Regions from separate parts of the Homo sapiens genome. Here all the other regions are linked to region 3. A link is a contact called in ENCODE Hi-C or POLR2A ChIA-PET data. All regions are on one chromosome and are shown on one strand. The core of a region is the stretch at or near the end of the contact, and the rest is flanking DNA. Distances in the headings are between cores, read along the strand shown. Region 1 has its middle 440 kb from the start of JARID2-DT. Region 2 overlaps DTNBP1 (dystrobrevin binding protein 1). Region 3 holds the start of JARID2-AS1 (JARID2 antisense RNA 1).

Evidence for each region. A loop is a pair of places that touch in the nucleus more often than their neighbours do. ChIA-PET counts read pairs that join two places held with the same protein, here RNA polymerase II (POLR2A). Pooled maps may share reads with other maps.
Region 1: a loop to region 3 is called in a map of mammary epithelial cell, with 5 times the contacts of the local background. The contact joins the enhancer-like site here to the promoter of JARID2-AS1 in region 3. A Hi-C loop is called at or near these places in 8 of 168 maps with a recorded cell type or tissue (IMR-90, MCF 10A, chondrocyte and 4 more) and 8 of 50 pooled maps. POLR2A ChIA-PET finds 5 or more read pairs at or near these places in 4 of 52 experiments (GM12878, K562, activated CD8-positive, alpha-beta memory T cell and 1 more).
Region 2: a loop to region 3 is called in a map of endothelial cell of umbilical vein, with 2.7 times the contacts of the local background. The contact joins the enhancer-like site here to the promoter of JARID2-AS1 in region 3. A Hi-C loop is called at or near these places in 1 of 168 maps with a recorded cell type or tissue (endothelial cell of umbilical vein). POLR2A ChIA-PET finds 5 or more read pairs at or near these places in 1 of 52 experiments (AG04450).

What each region holds. Positions count from the first base shown.
Region 1 is chr6:14,803,573-14,806,534 of GRCh38, forward strand. No RefSeq gene overlaps it. Among named protein-coding and RNA genes, the nearest start is that of JARID2-DT, 440 kb to the right of the region's middle. RefSeq lists an enhancer at 812-1,647 and a silencer at 1,166-1,460. Within about 2 kb of position 1,284, at least 10 of the 41 ENCODE cell types and tissues checked have a DNase peak (open chromatin) inside an H3K27ac peak, as active enhancers do; they include dorsolateral prefrontal cortex and mammary epithelial cell, where a contact is called at or near this core.
Region 2 is chr6:15,550,306-15,553,197 of GRCh38, forward strand. The region is part of intron 7 of DTNBP1 (dystrobrevin binding protein 1); the gene reads right to left. DTNBP1-AS1 (DTNBP1 antisense RNA 1) reads left to right here. Exons shown (of 3, transcript XR_007059478.1): 1 at 1-2,892. Among named protein-coding and RNA genes, the nearest start is that of DTNBP1-AS1, 5.7 kb to the left of the region's middle. RefSeq lists a silencer at 693-987 and an enhancer at 1,429-1,977. Within about 2 kb of position 1,571, at least 6 of the 41 ENCODE cell types and tissues checked have a DNase peak (open chromatin) inside an H3K27ac peak, as active enhancers do; they include endothelial cell of umbilical vein, where a contact is called at or near this core.
Region 3 is chr6:15,247,236-15,249,955 of GRCh38, forward strand. It overlaps JARID2-AS1 (JARID2 antisense RNA 1), which reads right to left and starts at 1,461. Exons shown (of 2, transcript NR_120502.1): 1 at 1,275-1,461; 2 at 580-909. The region is part of intron 1 of JARID2 (jumonji and AT-rich interaction domain containing 2); the gene reads left to right. RefSeq lists silencers at 1,027-1,086, 1,207-1,686 and an enhancer at 1,875-2,716.

The DNA of each region.
Region 1 (2,962 bases), core at 34-2,533, 440 kb before region 3:
GGTGGGTAAATACCCCATAAGACAGAAAAATGACTTCCTCCAAGGGACTCCTGATAATTAGACAAGACAGTGGAGAAATTCCTTCCCTGAGCCCCTGATTTCAAGGCCATGGCTACATCCATGATAAGGTATGTTTCTGCTTTGCTTTCTCCAGAGAATCAGGGAGAAATCCCACTCCATCCCACCACTACAGCCCCCGGCTCGTGAGCAGAGCTCACGAGGTGGTGGTACCTTCTCCATCCCCACGCCTGGGGCACAGGGAAGAGCAAGGAAATTCTCAGAACAATGCAGCATAAGACATGATTTCTCCATGGGTCCCAACCTTCCCTTTCATGGGTCTCCAGTCCTGCCTCCCATTCTGCACTCTGCACCCCCATCTTTGCAGAGCCATCCCTAAGTCACACGCACCGTGGAAGAGAGGAGACAGGGTAACAGCACTGTGCCTGCCACCTGACCACAAGCCCAGGCAAAACTGTGGTTTGACCCACATGGGGCGGGCAGATGGCTCTGTTAATGCCTGTGCTTCCCTCGGACCGCTCCAAGCCCTAAGGCATGAGGGAGGATCTGTCAGCACAGGCAGCTCATCCACCCGGCTCTCACCACCCAGTTTCAGCAGGACTGAAAGACCGCGGTGCACTTTTGCTTCCCTGGACACTCAAAAAGCTCAGTGATGTTTATTTTCCTTTGCTCAGTCTCCTCTTTTCACCACCAGGACAGTGTGAAGTCAAAAATCTGTGCTCAGCACAAGACACAGCAGAGAAAGAGGAAGAAACTGGCACAAAATATTTTCTCCAGCGTGCTGCCTGGGGAGCCTGGCTTTGACTTCGACATGTGCTGGAGGTGTGGTGTCCAAAGTAAACCTTTTGAACTGTTTTTTTGGAACCTCCAAAAAGACCTCGCACATCAAAGGGGATCTGATCCCCCATGAGGTGCATAGCAGGCATCGTTAAGCATTTTGCATGAATCAAACACCTTCTGAAAAAGAAAGGAAGCCCAAACTCATAGCACATGGCCAGCCCGTGTCCCCGACCACAGGCAGCCTCGAGCACATGCTCACCACATGGCTTCGCCTGGTTGGGTGGAATCAAACCCTGCAGAGGCACAGGGGCTTCTCCATCACAGGAGCCGCTCTCTGTGCACTCCCAGGCTGGGATACAATGGGGCTGCTTGTTGGAGCAGCCTCACGACCCCGGCCTAGGCCCGCCTCAGGGGAGCCCAGGCAAACTCTGACTCCAGTCACAAGGGGAGCCCTGCTGGGCCGCCCCACCCCAAACGCCGAGGCAGGATGCAATCTGGGGCTGAATACAGAGTCCAGTGTGAGTCCTTGGCACGGCGCCCAGAAAGCCACGCAGCAGCGATGGGCTTGGTGGAGAATTCCAGGCTCTGAAAGAAAGCAGAGCAGGGAACAGAGCCGGAGCCTTGAGCCTCTTCTGTCATCTTCCCTCCTGGAATTCATTCGGCTTACCACAGGCAGCTGCAGCCATGGGCAGAGCATGAGCTCAAACTTCAGAGGCCATGGTTGCCCAGACAGTCCCAGAAACTGATGACACGTGCTTCTCTTGACCTGCCTGAGGAGGAAGGAGCTTTCAGGCCCTTTCCCAACAGCTATGCTACCTGCACAGTGGCAGCCATCCTTTGAGGGCAGAAGGAAGGGATTTAGAAATCACTTGTGCCCTCTCAATAACCTTCAAAGTGCCCGGGAGACACCAAACCTCAGATTTCACTGGAGGTACATACAGCAGTTTTTAAAACAAGATTCTGGGCCGGGCGCGGTGGCTCACACCTGTAATCCCAGCACTTTAGGAGGCCAAGGTGGATGGATCATGAGGTCAGGAGATTGAGACCATCCTGGCCAACATGGTGAAACCCCATCTCTACTGAAATACAAAAAATTAGCCAGGCATGGTGGCGTGCACCTGTAGTCCCAGCTATTTGGGAGGCTGAGGCAGGGGAACTGCTTGAACCCAGGAGGCGGAGGTTGCAGTGAGCCAAGATCAAGCCACTATACTCCAGCCTGGGCGACAGAGTGAGACTCTAAAATTAAAATTTAACATTAAAATTTAAAAAAAAGGTGCTATCATTCCTGACAATTGCCTCTTTAAAAGTCGTCTTCTCTGGTTAGCAAAGTTCTAGGTTCAGGAAAAGAAAAGTGTTTAAAACCACTAATGCAACCTGATTGGTAAGAGTTTTAATTAGCAGTTCCAAAACTGTGCACATTCTGAGCTTTTAATTAATATGCACAATTTCCGTTGCATTTTACTTCAATAAGAGCTATATAAAACCAGTGAGTGGGTGACATTGACATTCCATTCAAAAAAGAACTAGAAGAAGAAGGGGGCAGGAGAGTTGAATTTGGAGGAACAGAGAAGGCAAATGAGTCTCATAATTCTCTAAATTATGCCTTTATAAATAAACATTGTCACCTACACCTCTCATTGGAAGCCCTTCAGCTCATGCCCAATCAACCCCTGGAATCATTTTAACACACTGACACCCTGAACTGTGGGCCCAGACGCTGGGGATGCCAGCCAGATAATCCTCCCCTCATTCCACAAATACGGACTGAGGATGCTACATGCCAGGTACAGGCAGGTACCAAAGATGCCAAGGTGAGAGAGTTGGTCCCCACCCTCCAAGGAGCTCATAGTTTTATAGATGATCACATAAGGAGAAAAACAAAAGCTCTATGTCTAGACCACAGACACCTCAGGGGCAGAAACACTGTCTCATTTATTCTTGTACTGCCGTCATCTAGCCAGGGTCTAAGCAGAGTAGGCAATTATTAAATGTCTGTTGAATGAATACAGGGTGAAAAATGTGTGCCTCCACACATACAGTGGTGCAGCAAAGCAGGGCAGGATCAACCCTGCTTGGTGGGGTAGACCCAGATGACAGTTTCCTGGCATGCTCAAGCAAGGCCACACCAGTAGTTATCCATGGCATCTGTTCTAACTGCTCAGAA
Region 2 (2,892 bases), core at 321-2,820, 300 kb after region 3:
TGGGTATACTTTTTTGGCAATTTACGAGATAGTATGTGACAACAAAAATCTATTATGAATTCAGTAGCACTTTACATAGCTTTGAATTTTGTTTCCCACAACATTTACATATATTTCAAATAAAATACTGCATATACTTGCAATACAAAATATTTATCCAAAGCTCAACATGCTTTTGAGTTCAAAGGCCTCTTGTTATAAATATCCTCATGCCACCAGTTGGAAATATCCTGCCTCTAAAAGGTTCAGTGACAGCCAAATCTCAGCATGCTTGAAAGCTGATCATATCTGCTGGAAACCTCATTATTTCCAGAAAATATTTTTGAAATGGGGACATATCACTTTCAATTATAAGCTGTTGAAGGCTTATGAATAAGTGACTTATGAATAAATCAGTATTATGAATAGCTGTCTTGGTCCCCTCCCTCCTTCCACCAGGAGTCCTTCACTGCCAGCTAATGAGATGGGGATGAGAGGCAGATTCTGCCCCTCCCAGGCAGGCTGGTGTTGCAGCCCACAGGGATGACGGAAGATGGACCTGGAGAAGTTCCTGAGTCCACAAGCTGAGGAAGATGCTGCATGAGGAAGGTCGGAGCAGGGGAGCTGTCAATGTGGGGGCAGCATGCTGAGTCATCTGAATTTTGTCACCTTTCTTGAGATTTCACCAATTAGAGATTACATGTTTTAATATGTCCTTTTCAGTATGAAGAATACTATATTCAGGGGGCTCTGAGAAAACTAACATTCAAAGCTTAACATGAATTAGTTTATCAGGACCTCTCCCTTACTGCTTCTCTAAGATTAACTGCTCTATAGATGAAGGGGTAAATGAGCAGAAAGAGAGGTGATGTGAAAAAAAAAATGCAGCAGCTGGGAGACAGGACACCCCTGCTTGGGGCCCTCAGCAGGAGCTTTTGGCAAACCTGAAGGTATCAATGCCTTGGGACAAGGACGTGCAAAAGACAAGTATGAGATGCTGAAGATGTGCTACTTCTGATTCAAAATAGTGTTCAGAGATTTTACCCCTCACTCTTCCTGTTTTCTACTGGCTACAACAACCTTACGCTCAGTAAAGACGTATAAGAATAGCTTTGCAATGAAACTGCTATTCAGGAAGTATCCCTAGGAAGCCGCTTTTCCAGCTGCGGAAGAAGGACACACAGCCAACACCTGATGGTTCTCCAAAGAAGCCATGCCCTGACTTGTAATTGCCTTGACCCTTTGCTCAGACGCCTGCACTCAGCCAACTTCCACTCACCCTCCACATCTCAGCTCGACTGCCCCCTTCTCTGACAGGCCAGGGAGACCCAGGCTCTCTTTCCTCCACGCTCCCACATAGCTGGTACCTCTCCATTGCTACCACACACTTGCCCCCTATAGTTCCACTGGATGCCACGTTCCTCGAGAGCAAGCACTGTGTCTTTCAACATGGAAGCTTTAGTGCCTGTCATGGAGTTGGCGCTCGGCAACAGTCTGATGAAGGTACTGGTAGCAATCACTAAATGGGGACTGCACAGTAAACGCCAGATATCAGGAGCAGCCTCACAAGTACACAGGAGTAGGCCTTCAACTGGCTGCTTGATCGCAAAGCCACAGCCAGCAGTCACAGCAGGCCAGACGTTTGAGGTGCAGTGATGCAGAAGATAAACAGCACACAGCTCAGGAAACAGCAGCACAGCTGACGGGAAACACCAGCATGCCATTCTATGGGCTGGAAACAAACAAGTACAATCCTCATGGCTAAAAGTGGGAGCAGGAAGTGGCTACAAGGGGCTCTCAGGAACAGGCAACGGACAATGACATCAGACTGGTCCATGGAATCAGTGCAGGAGGTATCCAAAAACACCTGCACTTAAGATTCAGTTCAATAAAAAGTGACGTTACCCAAGGGCTATGGAAAAGCTGGCCAGGAAATCTGTAATGCATTAAAAATAGCATGCCAAAAATAAATCACATCCAAATGATCAATAAAATACACCCTCTGAACTCCTCCCCCAAATTCATACTCACAAAATGATGCCATGAACCTTTCTTTGGGGTTGACCACACCTGAAAGTAGGCAGAGAAGCTGAAGGAATATTGAGGGTTTATTTAGAATAGCACACAACCTATAAGCTGATATTATTTATTCAATGAAAGGTTTAACACATCCAAGATATTACAGGATTCCCTTACATGTACCCAATTAGTATGACAGCACAGCTGGGTGCAGTGGTTCATTCCTGTAATCCCAGCACTTTGGGAGGTCAAAGCAGGAGGACTGCTTGAGGCCAGGGGTTCAAGACCAGCCTGGCCAACATAGTGAGACCTCCTTTCTCTATTTTCTTGAAAAAAAGACAGCAAGTCATATACAAGAAGCCTATTATTTTGTAAGAAAAGTATAACTTATAAACTGAGCTAACATTCCTAAAATAAGACCCATATGGTTTTGAAAACTGTGATGTGATAATGTCCTTTTCATGAACTCTCCTGATAACACATGTTGATATTCCTTAGGATGAAGATTTGCCCATCAATTCAATACACAGAAATAAATTATTTTCATGGAATACTTTCAGGTCTTCTATGTTCTAAGCACAAAGTAGAAACTCAAAAGTGATTGTGAAATGAGTGAACAACGATTAATTAAAAAAATAAGAGTAAGAGGGTATAAGATTCAGGAAATACCCCCTTAAGGAAAAAGTTTCATCTAAGCTCAAACAATCATTTTATTTCATTGCTTAGTTTTTTGGTGTACGATCATCAACAGGAGAGGGGAGAAAAATCCAAAAACTCTTGCCAACTTATGAAAAAAGCAGTTTGCCTGAAAATCAAGTAAAACAAGTTGATGAAATGATTTGTAAAGTCAGGAATACTGCCCTGTTATATTTGCATTTCCTTTGTTTCTCATGA
Region 3 (2,720 bases), core at 211-2,710:
ATGTTTTTAAGTGTGTACGTGAATGCATATGTAAGTAACTACAAATAATTTCTCCCTGTTAACTGGGCTTCTGAAATTGGGTGATTATTCCTAGATTTAAATGGCTTGGAATAGTTAAATTTGTTTTGTGCATAGTACAGCTACGTTTTGATTGGCATGGGGAGTGTTTTTGTTTTGTGTGTGGTGGCTTTTTTTTTTTTTTAAGTTTGAGGGGAGGGAGGAAAGGGGGACCGAGGGATTAACCAAATATGCACTCGAGTGATCTGTGATTAGCTGCATGCTTTAAATTAAATAACTCTTTTTTTTTTTCAAAAAAGGCCAAATGAACATACCTTAGGAATAATGCAACGTAAGAGGAAAGTTTATTTAAGTTGGGTAGACAAATTGGTGTTAATATTTTCCCTTTTTGATCATTGTGGTGTGTGTAATGAGAGATGACCTTCGGGGCACTGGTTTTGTAAAAAAATATATTTAATGGAAAAGCTGAATGCCTCTTCAAGAGAGCTGATCCTTATCTAGACACGTCAACTTCAACTATGAAAGAAATGCAAGGTTAAATAATCAAGCCCAACTTAGAAAGCTGTTCCATAAAGAATTTAAGAATTAAAATACATCCGCATTGCAGAGGGCTGGGTAGAATGCAAAGGACTAGTTTAAACTCGGGCTGTAGAAACTGCACTGAGGCAACCTTGTCTTGGAGCGTGGACGCCTTCCCGGGGCACGTCCGTTTCGGATGCAGCCACAAAGCAAATGGGGTAGAACTTGGACGAGAACCGCACCCCGCCTCCCATTCCGGACCTCGTTGAGGTGGAGAGCAGCGTGGGGTGGGTTTTCTTTCTTATTGCGGGCGTTCAGCGGATCGTGTCTCCGAGTCCGGGCGTCCGGCTGCAAGCCCGTGGCTGGCGGCGGCTGCGGGAGGCACGGCACGAGTTAATGCACCGGGAGCAGAGCCGGTGTTCCCGACGTCCTCGAGCCGGCTGCGAAAGGGACGGCCCGCGGGGGTCGCGGCAGGCTGGGCCGGGGCTGGGCGGGCGGGCGCGCGCGCGCGGCCTATAGGGGGCATACTCCGGGCTCTAGGCGGGCGCGCGAGGCGGGCACCGGTCTACCCGGGCCGGCTTGCAGGCGGGCAGGAGGGCGGGTGGGGCGCGGGGGTGGCGCGGCCTGCGGGGCGCGGGGAGGGGAGAGCGCGCGGGGAGGGGGTGGGAGCGGGGGCGGGGGCGTGGGCGTGCCGGGGAGGGGGCGCGCGGCGCACAGCTGCAGCGGGCGCCCCCCACCGCGCACACGGCCGAGCATGGCGGCGGCGGCCCGGCCGGCTTCCCGCGGCCCTGCCTGCGGGCTCCGACGCAGTCTCGAGAGCAACAGGTTAAGCCGGCGAGACGTCAGCGCGCCCCCTCTCCGCCCCCCGGTTCTTCCCCCGCCGCGCGCCGGCGCCCCAGCCCTTCTTCCCTCCCTCCGCCCCCCGCGGCGCTCGGTTCCCCGACGCTCCCGGCCGCACTCTGTTGTCATTGTGACGTCACAAAGGGACGGGCTCGGGTGGAACCTTCCCCTCCTCCTCCGTGACGTCAAAAGTCGGGCGGGAGGCTCCAGGCGCGGCGGGGCGGCGGGGGGAGGAGGGAGCTGGGCGGGGGCGGGGGCTGCCGCAGAGCCGGGCTGCGGCGTGGGAGGAGGAAGAGGAGGAAGATGCGCTCGGCCTCTGCCTTCCGCTCCGGAGCGTCGCGCTTCCCACCAGGTGAGGGCCGGGGAGCCGTAGGTCCCCAAAGGAGTGCCACTGGACCCTGTTCTGATGCCACTTGGGAAGCGGGGAGCGGGGAGGAGGCGCCTCCTTTCTGCAGGAATGTTTTCACTTCCTCTGTTCCAGGTCTCCTGATGGTGTTGCATTACTAGCGTGGTGCATGTGTCCCCTCTCCAGTGCTTATGTAAAGAAATGAAAGTATTCAGGGAAAGCTGTGCTTTGTTGGAGGACCGCGTTGTGGATTTGGCCACCTTGTCACTTGAAGTCGTGTTAGGGGTGCTTCAGCAGGATGTGGCCGGATGCCTTTCATGATGATGCTGCACAGCAGCAACTGTTGCTCTTTCTGGAAGCTTTGTGGTACTACGGTGGGGGGGCTTTCCTTTGCTGTGCCGGCTCTGTACCTACTGACTGTTATTTTGGGGGGCTGGACCAAAGGAAGACTTGTCATTGATAAATGTACTGAGAAGAGCACAGGACTCCTTTAAGTCTCAAGGTGCTCTGGGCTTAGTTCTTCTGAGCAGGGAAACCAGAGGCTGGCGTTCTGTTTTCTCTTTTGTAAAATGGAAAAATACCTGCCATTGCCACTTAACTAAGTCACTGAAAAGATCATGTGCATGGAAGATGTAAAACAGTATGCCTCTTTATAAGTAAGGTGGCATTATTACTTGAGCTGGTGGAAGGCAGCACGTTTCCCACAATTGGTCTCAAAAGCCCGGGATGCCTGCTGAGTTGCCATTTAGTTTATTACCTTAGCAAAGCAGAGTTGGGGGTGCGATTGTCGATAGTAGGCTTTGGGAGAAATGATTGTTATATTTCGTAATAAATGATGTCCTTGAGAAACTCATAAGTTGCAGTGTAATCCTGTCTTAATTGTGTTGAGCACGACTCCCACTGCAATACCTTAAATAACTGAAAACATTTGCCTTTGAAAGCCCCAATCGACTTGGACAATAAAAACAGTTGCATGTTTTGCTCTAGAGATATTTTC